3 separate regions of the Homo sapiens genome follow, and all the other regions are linked to region 2. Evidence: chromatin contacts called from ENCODE Hi-C or POLR2A ChIA-PET data. All regions are on one chromosome and are shown on one strand. The core of a region is the stretch at or near the end of the contact, and the rest is flanking DNA. Distances in the headings are between cores, read along the strand shown. Region 1 overlaps TBCD (tubulin folding cofactor D). Region 2 overlaps QTGAL (queuosine-tRNA galactosyltransferase). Region 3 overlaps LOC101929650 (a long non-coding RNA gene).

Region 1 (3,353 bases), core at 561-3,060, 200 kb after region 2:
GCACACGTCTGTGAGCAGGTCGCGCCACCTCAGCAGGGATGGGCCAGGGCTGATGGGGACTCAAAGGCGTGCGGCTCACCATGCAGGTTTCTGTAAGACTCACGGCACTGTGCCCGCCCCACATAAAATGCTGAGTGATGGGAAATGAGTGTTAGGAGCTGGCTGCTCCAGGTCTTTCCTTAACGCCACGAGGAGACCGAACCAGCGTGGCCTGGGGTACCTCGTTTCACCCAAATGCTACAGGAGCATGATCTCTGGAAAGTACCCACATTCAAACTGCTCTTGTCCTATTTTCTCCATCCAAAACCTTGCCCCAAGAGAGCACTACAACTAAAAAGGACCACGTGGGTCATCTTCCTCTGGCCACACTGAACCCTAAATGAAACAGTAGGGTGCTGTTCCCCAAATCTGAAGAGAAATCAAAGCCTAAATGTGAAATGTTTTAGATAATCAGCTGTCTTCTTTCATCTTCAAAGACTGACTGTGCTAATTAGCCTCACACCAGCCTCTGCGGTGAGAGGTCTGCTGCTTCCCTCCCAGGTGGGGCGGGCGCTGGTGCTCACCCTGGCCTCAGGTCACAGGAGAGACGGAGTCAGCAAAGGGCCTGGGCACAGCTCACAGCAGCTCAAGCCCTGGTTCCCGGCCCACACACTCTTGGCCACAACCACTCCTACTTGGGGACCTGGCTGCTTTTATTAACTATAAAAAAGCAGAGTGGCTTCAGCACCTCTCTTCACAAGGGCCGAGCGGGAGCTGGGAGTGAGGCTGACAGTGCCAGCGTTCTTTGGCTTTCTTGGTTTTTAATGCTGTTGTGTGTGACTATTTTATCCTTTAACAAGAGTTGTGCTTTTGTCAATGATAAAAATAAAAAGAAACCGCACTGCAAAGGGGAGACTCGAGCCTAACAGCCGATAAGGGGAAGAGCATCCTATTACCACTTTCATAGTCAACAGCCCCGTCTCGCAGTCCGAGTCCCCCAGCCCCGCCGCCGCCTCCCAGCCATTGTGAGAACACACAGGGAGAAACCCACTCCACACAGTCGACAATCTTCCAATCAGAGCACTAGAAACCAAGAGAGCACAACTATCAATCAGCAAGCAGAGTCACACATGAAATGACAGCCATTTTCCTTTTTGTAAATTTTTTTTTAGATGGAGTCTTGCTCTGTTGCCCAGGCTGGAATGCAGTGGCGCCATGTCGGCTCACTGCAACCTCCACCTCCCGGGTTCAAGCGATTTTCCTGCCTCAGCCTCCCAAGTAGCTGGGATTACAGGCGCGCACCACCATGCCCAACTAATTTTTTGTATTTTTAGTAGAGACAGGGTTTCACCATGTTGGCCAGGCTGGTATCAAACTCCTGGCCTCAAGTGATCCACCTGCCTCGGCCTCCCAAAGCGCTGGGATTACCGGCATGAGCCACTGTGCCCAGCCCATTTTCCATTTTTAATGTGTTTTTCTCCTTCCTTGAATTTCCTCAATTTGCATTAATCTTAATGCTTAAATTGGGACTAAACCAAAGCGTGTTTTTAAAGCTGAAGTACAGGGGCCTTCCAGGGAAATTACATTGCCAAACACTTGCTTCCCTCCCACAGGAGTTAAAAACCCTCACTGCAAGGGAACTACGCTTCGAGGGAAATGAAGATCAAATCCTGGTTTCGATGGTACTTGTTGAGAGTTCACCTGTTTCGCCCACAGTAATGAACAGGTGGATGACAATGAAGCCAAGTGCATCAAAGGAAACAGATGAAACCCTAAGCAGAATCCACCTGCAAGTTTCATCATGTACAGCAGGCGCCCGGCCTCTGCCTGCAGCTCTGCCAAGCCCAAGGTGAAACCTCCCACCCGCTCAGCACCCAGCACGACTTCCTCCTGCTGAGGCAACCTGGATCAGACCAAACGGACCCTTCCAAGAGACAGAAGGAAACAACACACATGACTCTGGAAAGACTCGAGATGCTCCAGCAGCCGCCCAGGGCTTCAGACGCTCTGGAAGGGACGTGCTGGCCCCAGGAGCTGCCAGAAGCCCGGCCCCGCCAGGCGTTGCTTCACGGCAGTTTCATTCATTCCCTTCCCAGGGATTTCAGCCGGCTGCGTCAGACAATTGCTCACTCTTGCTGAGGGCAAATCTCTGAATAGTTCTGAGGTGCTGCTGCCAAACCGCCTGGGTGCTCTGCCCTAAACGGCAGGACAGCACGCCTCACTCTTTGCCAGCATATGCCGGGGGGTGGCACAGGGCTCGGCTCTCCTAAGCCTTTGAGAAGACCGTTTTACACCTCGGGAGGAAGGGGAAAAACGAATGTCTCTCCACCTCAACGTGGAACTTGGAGATGTCAAAATAAAAAGCACTTCCCCACTCCTGGCTGGTTTGACTTTGCTACAGGAATTCCCACCTGTCCCAGCAGCTAGGAGGGGAATGGGGCAGCGAGCCGTCCCGCCCACCCACCCTCTGGGTATTCCAAATGCAGGCTGTGCAACACGTGTCTCCCACTTGGGATGGAAGAACAGAAAACTTGGGAACAATCTAGAGAAAACCAACAAGATCATCAAAAAAAAAAAAAAAAAAAGTAAAGAACCGAACCCACAACAAAGAAACTGCAGAACTAGACACATGTGGCCACAAGACCCTCCCAAGCCGAGAAGGACTCGGAGCCCTGCACCCAGGGGACACCGTGGAGCCCTCCAAGGCAGCCTGAACGCAGTGGCCCACAGCCCCTCACCAGGAGGCTGCCTCTCCCACAGCCAGCCTGGCCAGAAGGTGGCACGCCTCACCTGCCTGCAAGTCCCTGGGCAGCCACAGCTGGCTCCAGCCCCAAGGCTGGGATATCCTGCTGACCCAACAGCATGGGGTGGGGACGGCAGAGGAGGGGAGGCTCCCAGGCCAGGCTGACGAGAGCTGCAGGAGACCCCTAGAAGCCCGTTAAGAGACCGGACAGAGATCAAATTTGCCTCCCCTCCCAAAGCAGCACCCACACTCGGGGCAGGGCTAACGGCCTCCCCTGCAGAGGCACCACACTCGGGGCAGAGCCATTGGAGACAACCAGCTCTGGTCACATCCTGTTAGACCTCCCATTTGCTCCCCTGACCTGAGATGTTTTTCCCCCACAGCACTGAGTTTTATTAGGGATTTCATTAAGGTTAAATTTCTAAGGATGAGGGAATCCTAGAGGGCAGAGAAGCCCTCGAAGCCACCTCAGATCCTGTGAGCCACAGGTTCTACGGTGGGATCGCCACCTGGTTCCAGGTGCAGATGATTATAAGGACACTGCTTTGGCCCCACGGGCTGGTAGGCTGGTTAATTCTTCCCCACCCAGAACACGATCATGAAGGCCGTGAAGCTGAAGAGCTGCTTACAC
Region 2 (3,474 bases), core at 332-2,831:
TAGAAAAAACTACTTTAAAATTCATGTAGAACTGAAAAAGAGCCTGTATAACCAAGACAGTCCTAAGCAAAAAGAACAAAGCTGGAGACATCACACTCCCTGACTTCAAACTATACTACAAGTCTACAGTAACCAAAACAGCATGGTACTGGTACAAAAACAGACACATAGGCCAACAGAACAGAATAGAGATCTCAGAAATAAAACCACACATATACAACCATCATGGTTTTTGATGGATCTTGTCCAAAGACTTAGGTTGTCCAACAGAATATTTCAGATGACAGGAGCTATTTCTTTATGAATACGGTTCATCTGCTCATTAACCGTTATACCCATGTGACTGTCATTAGTGTACTTGAGTGTTTATGCTTGTAAAAATGTGTGTGTTAGTATTGTCTGTTTTATTGTGTAAAGTGGCCTATGAAGCATGCTGTCATGTTTTTGTACATTTCTCAAATAAGTCTTCTTTTTAAAATTGTAAGCAAATGTCTTTCAAATCATTATTTATTTTTTCCTTTTTCTCGCTAACATTTGAGATAAAGAATTTTTTAAATTTTTATGGACACATAGTAGGTGTATATAATTATGGAGCACATGAGATATTTTGATAAAGGCATGCAAAGTGTAATAACTATATTAGGGTAAATGGGGTAAAGAATTTTTAAAATTATTTTTTCAAGAACTACATTTTTCAGGATTGTGATTTGGGGGATTTTAGACTTTAGGGATTTTGATCTTTCAGGATTTCAACATCCTGGATTATGGTGTTCGAGACTGTGTCAGCCCCACTCCAGGGCAGGAGAAAGGCACTCTGCCTCGTGGGGGTATGGTCAGGTTAGTGGGACAGGGAGGAGCGGGGGCAGCCAGCTGCACACCTCAGTCCAAGAGGAGAAAGGTGCTCTGCACCCCATGAGGGGTGCCAGGACGTCCACCTCTAATAGCGAGGTTGTGGGAGTAATACGCCCCAACATTACGGATTTCTTGTGATCGCACCATGTAATGAAATGCTTTCTGAATTTTGAAAATGTAATTTTGATCTGCAGTAAAACTGAAACCTTAGTATAAGGATCACTGGCTTCTAACGTTGGTGCTGTTTATGATGACGGCATCAACTATTCCATTAAGTGAGTTCACAGTGATCAGGGTTCCTTGATGAGCTTTGCTTTCCGCATCAAATCTGCTTCACCAGCTTTCAAGTTCTATTCCATAACATCCTGTGTCACGCGGAAAAGCGGGGGAAGAAAAAGACCTTCTTCCATTTAGATTTACTTTTTACATTTGGAGAAGATGAATATTCCATTGATGGCCTCTTACAGGTACCAGTGGTTAAAGCGTGGGGAAGCGAATTTGTTTTCCTGCTTTTAAAGCGATTTCCTTACTTCCAGCCCAGCTTGTGGGTATAGCCTGTCCTCTCCCAACACACCTGGCATTGCACGGGAGCCTCCAGCCAGCAGCGTATGGTGGGGGCGGAGGGGCGTGGAGGTGCCTGCCAGATGTTGACGATTACCAAGGAACAGAGGCTGCTCTGTGGCCACGGGGTCGGGCTGCCGCAGAGCAGCTATTTCCTGTCTGCACCGGCGGCAGCAAGCCCAAACTGTGGGCTGCAGCCGAGTTCACGGGCACAAAGTCACCTTTGTGAGTGTCTGGTGCAGCTTCCTGGCTGGGAAGCGGAGAGGGTCCCCCACGTTGAAAGGGTGTGCAGAGTCCCTCGCCCTGAGCTCCTGGCCCGGTGTCAGGTTTCTGAGCAGGGCTCCTGAAGACAGCATGAGGGCTTTGATCCCAGGCACTCAGCACTTGGAGTGCACAGAGAACAGGCCCGGACCCTCCTGAGGAGCCCTCCTGGGTCCTCCCATCACCAGAGTTCAGAGATTCTGGGATGTGCCACTTCTTCAGGGACACACACTTTCCTGGAATACACGATGATTTTTAATGCTTTTCTTAAAGAATGCCAGCTGTCTCACGGGGCAGGGAAATGGAAAACCTCGTAAGGCCTCTCTTCTTCTTAACTGGGAAGTAAAAATTCCATATTCATTGTGGAAGCTTTTGGCCTCCGATCAACCCTGGGCTCCTGATTTTGGTTTTCCTCTTTGGAGATTCAGTCCCGCGTATTAGGGCAGTGGGAGGCGTGGGGTCGCCGCAGCCTCAGGACCTGCTGAGCACGGGCTTCTGCTGCTTTTGATTCTTGGGTAGCAGGAGTCACGTGAAAACGGTGCCACTAAACACCAAGGATGTAATTGAAGTGGAGGAGGCACAGTTTGAACCAGAAATTCATGTTCCGAATCGAGGGGTAACATGAAGACCCAGTCATAACAAATAAATCAGGTAGGTCCTCTTAGATAGAATTTTCCTTTAGCAAGTTAGTGGGAATTAACGTGTGAAGTTCAAAGAAGAGATCTCATTTAAACCATTTCTCAGCTGTTACATTAACAGAAATCACTTCCAACTATTTTAATAAGGTAACTCAGCCACCAAGTCAAGTTTTATGTTCATTGTCTGAGTCACATTTGTGATGTGGGAAGTGGCATATTTTGATTTGACTTTTGATGTGTCTGTTTGACATGCCTGATGGGATAGTCACCACATACAACGTTAAATCAGAGCTGTGTAAAATTAACACTGCTAATTCTAAACAAACCGAAAGGTGAAAGTTGTCTATGCCAGTGGCCTGGGGTGGTGCCTGCCTGAAAGCGCCCCTGTCTGAGACAGGCCCTCTTTGTACCTTCTGTCCCTTCCCCAGGGGGCTGCATCTCCTGATTCCAGGGAGGCCCAAAGGGGAGGCATGGGCAGAACCGCCACCCGGCTTCCCAGGTTGCCTTGGGCCCTTCTGGAAACTCGAGGGAGGGGGTCCCAGCAGGGCCACGAAGGGGACTCAGAGGTCCTGGCAGCTTGAAGGAAGTGGACAGGGCTGAGATGCATGCTCCTGCTCTAGCTACCCGGGGTGGGCCGCACTCACCAAGAAGGGAAGGCAGACAGTGGTGTGACGCGGACCCCTGCTGCCCTGCACGTCTCCTGGGGGGATCCCTGCTTCCCCGCCGTCCCAGCTCAGGCCCCCATAAAGGAACACTACAGACAGGGCAGCTTAAACAACAGACATTTGTGTTCTTAAAGTTCTTGGGTCTGGAGGTCCAAGCTCAGGCTGCTGGCAGGGTGGGTTCCTCCTCATGCCTCTCTGTGGCTTGCAGATGGCACCCTTTCCCTGCACGACCCTGTAGCCTCTCCCTGTGTGCTCACATGGCCTCTCCCCTGCATAATCACGTGGTCTCTCCCTGCATCCTCCTGTGGCCTCTCCCTGCGTCCTCCTGTGGCCTCTCCCCTGCATAATCACGTGGTCTCTCCCTGCATCCTCCTGTGGCCTCTCCCTGCGTCCTCCTGTGGCCTCTCCCTGTGTGCTCACATGGCCTCTCCCCTGCATAATCACGTGGCCTCTCCCTGCGTCCTTCTGTGGCCTCTCCCCGTGTGCTCACGTGGCCT
Region 3 (3,848 bases), core at 71-2,570, 210 kb before region 2:
CGAGGGGAGCAACTGGGACCCTCCCCTCCAGTTCGAGCCATGTGTGTCATGTATGTGCATGTACATGTGTGTATGTAATGTGAAGTCAGATGTGTGTATGTGTGCATATGCAAGGACATGCTAATGTGTGTGTGCATGTACACGTGTGAATCTGTGCAAGCACATACAAGTGTGCATGGGCGTGGACATGTATGTGCATGCATGTGGAAGTAAGTGTACAGGTACAGTCTGAATCTGTGTGTGCACACACAAGTGTGCATGGGTGTGGGCATGTGTGTATGTGCATGCATGTGGAAGTGTGGAAGTGTACAGGTACAGTCTGAATCTGTGTGCACACATAAGTGTGCATGGGTGTGGGCATGTGTGTATGTGCATGCATGTGGACGTGTGTGAGTTGCCCTAGCACATGTTTGTACATATGCTTGTGTGCACCCATGCTAGGCTGCTCTCCCTCCTGGTTCTCTTTCAGGACAGGCCAAGTGAACCAGGGCGAGCTCTTCTCTCCCTCTGACGGCCCCTCCACAGGAGAGGGACCTGGGACCAAGGTTCCTTCAGCCATCAGACCCTAAGTCTCAGGGCACAGGGTCAGAAAGCTTCTAAGGACCCATGAAAATATAGAAACTGGGTGAAATTAACTCTTATTGGCCCGACATATGAAAAGAAAATTGCTTTTGAGCTTCCAGGAGATCTTCTCAGGTTTTGTTTTGGGGATTTCCTGGGAAGGGCATGTTTCCAAACAAGACTCTTGCCGTCTGCTCCCCCGGAGCTCCCCAACCAGCCAGGAGAGGCCACTGGCAGGGAAGAAGGTCCAGCCCAGCACAGACTCCCCAGGGAGGGCCCCAGCCCAGTGGAAGGACCATGGAAACCATGTCAGTCTCCCTCAGCGGCTGCCCTGGGTTGACATGTCCCCTTAGGGATCTCAGGCTCTCAACCCTCTAGTCAATTCTGAGCTGAGTTTTTCTGGAGCTTTATATTCAACTCTGACTTTGCTTCCCTTCACCTCTACTCCCCACCCTAGAAATAGAAACCTGAGGTCAGGAAGTGCTGAGGGTCCTTGGGTTTGGTGTCGGGGAAGACACCGTGCTGACTCGAACCCACTAGGCCTGGAGCCCAAAAGTCCCTTCTCTGTGACCTGCGACAAGCCTCTACAGCCACGTCTCCTTCCCTGTGGTAACCGAGTGACACCAATTGGCTCCCAGCCACCGCTGGGCCTCAGGCAGTTGCAGTGGCTTCGGCACTGGCTTTGCTGAGCCAGTGACAGCGACGGCACCTCCTGGATGTGAAATGTGCCAACACCCTGGCCTCGGGGACCGTACGGCGTGGTGTGAAATTTCTGTTTTAACGCTCCATGACCACATAGGTCTTGGCTTTTTATGAGTAAAGCAGAGACCGTGTTGTACCCAAGCTCTCTGGGTGGCACCCACAGCTTCCTCAGCGGGGTAACGGTGACGGGTGGACAACTGGCCCACAGGCAAACTGCACGTCCCCCACGGCGAGCATCTCTGAGCTGCACTGACCAGTTCAGGCCCATGCGTCACCGGCATTTTTCTGAGCCAGCTCCTCTGGTTCATGAGAAGGTCTGAATTCAAGAAATGAACGCCCAGCAATTAGCAATGTCCACAGAATCAAAGGAGCATGGTTTTAGTTGTCCTCCCAGGCAGCTTTGCCAGTCCGGGTATGAGGTAAAGCCAGAGGGACCCTGCCTCACCCACGCGCCCCAAGAGGGGTCCAAGGACCACCGACTGTCCCCACTTCCCTGGAACTGAGGATGAGGCTGATTCATGTGTTTCCTGTGACGGCCACGACATCATCATATCCGCTCGGAGAACTATTTTTAACTGATTTATGTATTTCTTGTATGAGGAAGACACCAACTTCTCCTTTAGTCAGTTTTACAGGAAAGTACTGCAGCTGTGCTCAGCTCAGCAATATTAATCGCCACAGAGCACCCTCCGAAGTCTTGCAAAAATTAATAAAGTTGGAAATATGAGTCAGGTTTGGATGCCACTCATTCTGAAAAAGAAGAAACTCAATAATAGTTACCTTCTCCTGTAGAATCAACGAGCCCAGTTTGCGAAAGAGCACCCTGTGTCTTTAAATTTCCGTGGCGTGCCCACAGAGGAAGGTGTTCCGACCTCTGCTGCCGCTGCAGCTCCGGGGCACTGACCACACAGAGCTGGTTTCTGCACTTGCATCGCTTGCCCGAGAGCTAGTCACCGCGGGCGTGGGCGAGGCTGCCAGGGGCCACCTGCCTGCCAGAGCCAGGGTGCCTATCTTTAAGGCCAGGGGCTCCTGAGGACACAGACACTTCCCTCCTCTTTCAGACAAGGACAAGCTCAGGGACATGGGTGGTTTGGGCTCAGGCTGACCGGGAAAGACACGTAGAAAGTTTGGTGTGCGCTCTGGGTTGTGGGGGCCCGGCGGGAGGGTGGGCTTCAGGATCCCGTCCCAGGACGCGTTCATTCAGCGGCACTCACACCCCCAGCACCTGCTCCCGGCGGGTGCCGAGGCTTCTTTCACTCTTCTTAGCATCTCCCCATCACTCACTTGACTCCAACCAACAGCCACTTATGTACCAGCTACGCGCCAGGTTGCTGAACAGCTCTGAGCAATTAAAGGGCAGCCAGGAGCAGCTGGGAGAGGAGGGGCTGGAGGAGGAAGAGGGGTCCAGGACCCAGGGGCTCACGGGGCATCCCGAAGTCTTTGTGGAGACCTAGGGTTGGGGCTGCAGCAGGGGGTCGGGGGGCAGCCAGAGATCCCGGTAGACCCGGGAGGGGCCTGATCAAGGAGAAGGAGGGGCCACAGAGCCAGGGTCAGGACAGACTGTGAGGGGGCCTCTTGTTGGGACAGCGTCCCCTCGGAGCAAGAGCCCGGGGCGTGTGGCCGCCTCACTGTGACCTCCGGCCGTGCAGGCCTCTGGGGAGGGTGGAGATGTTTTCCCCTTCTCAGAGCACGCAGGTGTTACCTGCCCACAGAGTAGGAAGTGGGGTGCTGTCACCTGCACCGCACAGGTGAGGAAGCTGAAAACCCAAGACCCAAGCCATTTGGTCTCACTCTGGCTGAATCACCTGGAGGCTTTGGGAAACAGATTTTCTTCCCCCTTCCAGCCTTACCGCCACCCTCCTCTCTTCTAGAAGAGGCAAGAAGAAGCGGGGGTGGGGGTGCAGGCCGAATTGCCTGGAGGTTAGGGGGACCCTCAGCACCTGAGTCAGGGCTCTGTGAGACCCCCTGGTTCTTCGCTCACTGTGGGCTGAGACGCAAGCTGAGTCGTCCACAGGAAGATACCCTCTTACTCTGAACAACCACTCTTTCAAAGAGGACACTGAGGCTCAGAGAGGCTCCCCAAAGCAATGGCCAGCCACCATGGGCAGGACGTGGACTCCGGCCCAGGAAGCCTGGCTCCAGAATCATGCTCCAGGCCTCTAAGCTGTAATTTGTGTCCTCCAGGGCTCACAATATCTAAGATTTAATGTGGAAAAATGGTGCTATTCTGTCTCACCCCATGCCCCAAAATGAACTTAAAGGCAAAAAAAAAAAAAAAAAAAAAGAATAATTATAAAGTTTGGAAGAAAATACAAGAGCATTTTGGTATAAAAATGCAAAATCCAAAGCCTTAAAGGAAACCATTTGACTACTTAAAATTTAAAAACTTTTATGTGATGAAAAGAACAACCTTAAAAAGGTAAAATAATAAGCAGCAGACTGGGAACGAATATCTGCAATGTAAACACAAAGTACTGATATTCATCATATATAAAGAACTCCCACAAATCAACAAGAAAAAAGCAAATGACTAGCTAGAAAAGTGGTAAAGGGTAAAAACAGAAACATAGTCAAATAAACTAATG

The links. Hi-C counts contacts between places; a loop is a spot of excess contacts on that map. ChIA-PET counts read pairs that join two places held with the same protein, here RNA polymerase II (POLR2A). Pooled maps may share reads with other maps.
Region 1: a loop to region 2 is called in a map with no recorded cell type, with 2.3 times the contacts of the local background. The contact joins two enhancer-like sites. A Hi-C loop is called at or near these places in 2 of 168 maps with a recorded cell type or tissue (CD4-positive, alpha-beta T cell and OCI-LY7), 1 of 37 single-sample maps with no recorded cell type and 6 of 50 pooled maps. POLR2A ChIA-PET finds 5 or more read pairs at or near these places in 1 of 52 experiments (CD8-positive, alpha-beta memory T cell).
Region 3: a loop to region 2 is called in a pooled map, with 4 times the contacts of the local background. The contact joins two enhancer-like sites. A Hi-C loop is called at or near these places in 5 of 50 pooled maps. POLR2A ChIA-PET finds 5 or more read pairs at or near these places in 3 of 52 experiments (CD8-positive, alpha-beta T cell, activated naive CD4-positive, alpha-beta T cell and activated naive CD8-positive, alpha-beta T cell).

Annotation. Positions count from the first base shown.
Region 1 is chr17:82,786,033-82,789,385 of GRCh38, reverse strand. The region is part of intron 7 of TBCD (tubulin folding cofactor D); the gene reads right to left. Among named protein-coding and RNA genes, the nearest start is that of TBCD, 36 kb to the right of the region's middle. RefSeq lists an enhancer at 1,824-1,873. Within about 2 kb of position 1,810, at least 6 of the 41 ENCODE cell types and tissues checked have a DNase peak (open chromatin) inside an H3K27ac peak, as active enhancers do.
Region 2 is chr17:82,984,323-82,987,796 of GRCh38, reverse strand. All of the region lies in intron 6 of QTGAL (queuosine-tRNA galactosyltransferase), which reads left to right. Among named protein-coding and RNA genes, the nearest start is that of QTGAL, 66 kb to the left of the region's middle. RefSeq lists enhancers at 1,390-1,684, 3,089-3,474. Within about 2 kb of position 1,581, at least 4 of the 41 ENCODE cell types and tissues checked have a DNase peak (open chromatin) inside an H3K27ac peak, as active enhancers do.
Region 3 is chr17:83,197,968-83,201,815 of GRCh38, reverse strand. All of the region lies in intron 2 of LOC101929650 (a long non-coding RNA gene), which reads right to left. It overlaps LOC105371948 (a long non-coding RNA gene), which reads right to left. Exons shown (of 3, transcript XR_933965.3): 3 at 1,830-2,013. Among named protein-coding and RNA genes, the nearest start is that of METRNL, 120 kb to the right of the region's middle. Within about 2 kb of position 1,320, at least 30 of the 41 ENCODE cell types and tissues checked have a DNase peak (open chromatin) inside an H3K27ac peak, as active enhancers do.